Regions from separate parts of the Homo sapiens genome. Here region 1 is linked to region 2. The links are chromatin loops, found by intact Hi-C in ENCODE. Cell type or tissue: B cell. All regions are shown on one strand.

Evidence for each region. A loop is a pair of places that touch in the nucleus more often than their neighbours do. Peaks named below come from ENCODE experiments on the same cell type or tissue, not always from the same donor. Only the 100,000 strongest peaks of a DNase experiment are listed, where the experiment ranks them.
Region 1: it touches region 2 in a loop (14-fold over the local background); 4 of 110 quality-filtered maps call a loop at or near these places.

The regions. Positions count from the first base shown.
Region 1 is chr7:108,496,252-108,498,751 of GRCh38, reverse strand. PNPLA8 (patatin like domain 8, phospholipase A2) reads left to right here. Exons shown (of 11, transcript NM_001256007.3): 6 at 1,175-1,269; 7 at 1,997-2,168. Among named protein-coding and RNA genes, the nearest start is that of PNPLA8, 29 kb to the left of the region's middle. In B cell, CTCF peaks have their summits at 1,238 and 1,438 (motif pointing right); a DNase peak (open chromatin) is centred at 1,441.
Region 2 is chr7:108,384,218-108,386,717 of GRCh38, reverse strand. All of the region lies in intron 2 of NRCAM (neuronal cell adhesion molecule), which reads left to right. Among named protein-coding and RNA genes, the nearest start is that of NRCAM, 71 kb to the left of the region's middle. In B cell, a CTCF peak has its summit at 1,461; a DNase peak (open chromatin) is centred at 1,427.

The sequences.
Region 1 (2,500 bases), 110 kb before region 2:
TAAGCTTTTTCATCGTTTCGCATTCCTTCATGAAGCTATTAACTGCTGTTGGCAAGGATTCAGAAATGAGCAAAGTCAGCAACATTAATTAATATACCATTAATATAGAGGGTTAACCTGAAGTTATTGAGAGTTTTTAAAAATGAATAAAGAAAAGGGAGCTTAAAAATCTGACTGGTGGCCGGGTGCAGTGGCTCACACCTGTAATCTTAGCACTTTGGGAGGCTGAGGCGGGTGGATCATGAGGTCAGGAGATCGAGACCATCCTGGCTAACATGGTGAAACCCTGTCTCTACTAAAAATACAAAAAAAAAAAAAAATTAGCCAGGCATGGTGGCAGGCTCCTGTAGTCCCAGCTACTCGGGAGGCTGAGGCAGGAGAATGGCATGAACCCAGGAGGCGGAGGTTGCAGTGAGCCCAGTGAGCCACTGCACTCCAGCCTGGGCAACAGAGTGAGACTCCATCTCAAAAAAAAAAATCTGGTGAAATATGTAAGACAAAAATGTATAGAGTCATAGGTGACCAACTATGTTAGTAAGAGAGGAAACCAAGGTATGGCATTCCAAAACCAGTGAGTGAGTTTTTAAGTGTTTTCCAGTTTTTTTTGTTTTTTTTTTTGTTTTTTGTTTTTTTTTTCAATTTTATATTGGCATATCTTTGTATTCTTATTTAGTTGTTTGTTGGTTTTTGGCATTCTTAAGAAGTGTATTTGAGTGGATTTCTTCTTCTTTTTACTTTTTTTTTTTTTTTCTGTAGAAATGGGATCTCGCTATATTGTTCAGCTGGTCTTGAACTCCTGGCCTCAAGTGATCCTCTTACCTCAACCTCCCAAAGCGCTGGGATTACAAGAATGAGCCACTGCCTGGCCAGATTTATTCTTAAAGAGATACTGTTCTGCAGAAGGATGGGTTCAGTGAAAAAACAAGAGAGAGATACTAATATAAATTTTAAAATGTGCTGCCTTAGTGTAGGTTTTTTTATCATTTAGATATTAGATTTTCAAAAGTAATACTAAAAATTTGGACAGGCAATTTTTACTGATTTTGATTTATATTATTAATTTTCATGTTAGCATATAAACTCTAAAAGCAATTATTAGATTGTTTTATTCAACAGCTTAAATTATTTTTTCTTTAAACAGGAATTGTCATTTTGTCTTTAATCTTTTCTGTAGGGGCGTGGTTGCTCTCCAGACCCTACGAAAATTAGTTGAACTTACTCAGAAGCCAGTTCATCAGCTCTTTGATTACATTTGTGGTGTAAGCACAGGTAATTATTATTATATGGAAGTGGTGCATTCTGGCAGTACATTAAGGAAAAGAACATTAAGCACTTATGTTTAAGATCATAGTCCTTTGCCTTCTTCAGCCCTCTCTCCATACCCCAAAATTTTGTACTTCCTTTTTTGTCTTTTGTTCATGGTTATGCCAGTTAGGCACACTAGGTGGCAGTGTGTCCTACCTATTATAGCTAGATATGGAATCAGCTGTTTAAAAGGACATCCAAGAGTACCTAATATGTTTAATTACATTGGTTCCTAGGACTAACTTGAAGGAGAATTGCTTAGTGATTTGGTGAGTTGTCAAATATACCATATTCTGTGACTAAAACTAAGTAATTCATTGATGTTAGAAAGAACGTGAATTATCTACCATAGTATCTTATATATAATTTAATGTAAAACAACACATTTGTAAATATTTTTAAATTATTATTATTATCATTATTGGGGGTAGCATTTATTTAATCCTTTTTGAGACCTGGTAAATCCCTTTACATTTGTTAACCCAGTAAGACACATGAATTTTGGTTGTTCTTATTACTCCCATTTTACCCCTGAAACAAATGGGGCTCTGAGAAGGAAAGTCATTTGTCCCAGGTGACATAGCTAGAAAGTATCAACGCTAAAATTTAAGCCAAAACTATGATTCAGGAAATCTTACATCATAAGGGCTATAACTTAACACTGATAAAAGCTAAGGATTCTTTTTTCCAGGTGCCATATTAGCTTTCATGTTGGGGTTGTTTCATATGCCCTTGGATGAATGTGAGGAACTTTATCGAAAATTAGGATCAGATGTATTTTCACAAAATGTCATTGTTGGAACAGTAAAAATGAGTTGGAGCCATGCATTTTATGACAGTCAAACATGGGAAAACATTCTTAAGTAAGTTACAATTACTCTTTTTAAATCTTCTGATTATATAGGTAGTATGTGCATATTATAATTTGAAAAATGTCAATATTAAATTATATTCTTGCATATTATAATTTGAAAAATATCAAGAATATTAAATTATTTGACTAATTAGAGATAACCACTGTTAGTATTTTGGTGAATCATAGTTTAGTAATTGTTTTGGGGGGTTTGTGTGTGTGAGATTTGCATGTAAAAGTTGCAATTGCCTTTTTTAAAAATATGAGATACTTGCATCCTGTTGTTTTTACTTAACATATTAAATGTGTCTCAAGTCATTCTAAAATATTCAATTATTTTTA
Region 2 (2,500 bases):
TATGCTTTTCTGAACATATAACAACAGGTCTTCTTTCATTGAATAGGTGTCTTTATGTATGTTTATAAATATGCTGGTTATTATTATCATAGTTTTCAATCTTACTGTAGGCCATCTCTATATTCTATGTGAAAATAAATTAACACCTCCTATCCTGGGCCACTTATTTGTGCCCAATGTAATCTCTTTTGTGACTCAGATCTTGTGATGACATTGTTAAAATACAAGTATTAGATCACTATGAAAGGCTTTGGAACAACAACAGGAAGTCTGCAACTTTGAAGAATAATTTATTTCCAATCAATTAATTGCTTAGAGATAAGATTAAAGAATGGATATGGGACTAGATTTTTAGACTAAATGCTCTTTTAAGACCTCAGTGTTGGAAGATAAAAGGAAGTGCCTAAGAAGTTTCTAAATTACTAATAAGTGTATTGGACTTTGCATTTTCTCCTTGGCATGTTTTGTCAAATAGTAATTGGCAGAGTTAGAATGATATAGATGAAGAGCACTGGACTAGAAGCCAAAATGCCTGGCTCTGGAGCTATTGGAGCCATCAGATGATCTATCCTTCCTTCATAAAACATGTCTGTATAGTTTTCCTTTCATTTCTAGTTCCTGCATCCTTATATACTTATCACATTACAGTGACCTTCTTTCAAAAGAAACCAAGCGGAACTGAGGGTTCCACTCCTGACAGCTCAGCCTAGGGGCCCCATCACACCCTGACCTAAAACAGCTCTGCTTACATACTCGCATTGATATTCATATTCTCTCTCTTTCCCTCTCTCCCTCCCTCCCTCCCTCCCTCTCTCTCCATAGACAGACAGATAGGTGTTTTAAGATCTCACTTGATTAAATGGATCCACTGCTGTAAACATAAATTGTAAAGATATACTTACTTATTCTCATGCCTTCCATATTCTCTCCAATACATTCCATTCAAATACGCAATTTCATTCCTGTTTCTGCCAAGCTAAAAATTCTTCAAATGGCCCTCCATCCCATGAAGGATAAAGTATACAGTCCTTACCCTGGTATTCCAGGACTCCCTCCTTTCTAATTATTGAACTAATCTACTGAATCAGTTGAGTTGGCCTCTGTGTTCTAACATGTAGGATTATTTCTGGGTATTAAATATAGTCCTTGACACTGTGTGCAGGACGACTAATTCATTGGAGATCCCACTGTGATTTTGCTCAGCGTCAGCCTTGCCTTTCTTCTAAGCTACCTAAACCTTTCTCATTTGAGCACACCTCAAAATGCATGCTTTTCTTCCACAAAGCCTTCCTTGATTATTCTAGCCCACATTTTTGTGTCACATCTCTGAAATTCTCTCATGTGATTGGGTGTTTACACCCGTCTCCGTTACACTTACCTGGTTAACAGTGGTGTTATTAGACTGTAGGTATATTGGGTGTTATGATCGCCTCCTAGAGTGCATCAGAGGACAGTACAGCAGCAGTGATCTCTACCCCTCTAAGGAAATACAAGGGTTTGAATCATCCTAATGTGTACATTTTCAATGTAATATATGCATTAAGACAGGGAGACAAATGTAAGATGGAAATAAATGTGATCTATTCCTCATAACGCCTTAAGTTGCAACACTTTAGAGTACAAAGCACTTGCTTAGGATCAGATGCTACAGATTTTGAGTCTAGTTCTGCCTCTTACTTTGGGTCCTTCAGAAAGTCATTTGTCTTTTATGATCTTATTTTACATGATGGTGATCATACTGCTATTCTTTGTTCTTCACACTTCATAAAGCACTTGGCATGTTGTTTAGTTTCAGCTTCACGATAACCCATGAGGTAACTAGGGCAAGCTAGTATCTGTCAAGCACAAAAACTGGGCTTAGGAGACAAAACTTCCAAATCCTAATGTGATGAACCAATAGTAGGCACTGCAACTCAAATTTCTTTACATGTTACTGAAAGCTTGGTCAATAAACCAGCAGTGTGGACATCACCCAGAGCTTGTTAGAAAGCAAAGTTGTGGGTCCTACCCTAGACTTGCTGAATCAGAGCATGTGTTTTAACAGGAGGCTCAGGATTCATATGTATTAATACTTTACAGTGAGAAAAGCGCTGTAATCCAAGGGCAGTTTAAGCACCAGAGGTAAAAACATGAAAAGGGTTTTTATTTTTACTCTTATCACTGCCTTCAAATCTCCTCTGCCAAATCTCCTTTCCTTTGAAGAGGACTCTTAACAGAACTGATGGATTTTTTTTTAGCTACTTTCAGGTTTTTAAAAGTTCAAATACAACCTTCAAATTCATATGGAAATAGGAGCTTTTCTTTCCCCCAACCCATCTCCCATCTTGTGCCCTTCAACAATTCTTTATTTTTTTTCTACCAGTTCACCCCCAACCTGTTTTTTGTTTTTGGTTTTGTTTTTGTTTTTCTTTGGCTGGATCAAGGGTTCTCTCCTCTTTTTTAAATTTTTATTATTGGGTTTTTTTGACTTTTATTTTAGATTTGGGGGCACATGTGAAGG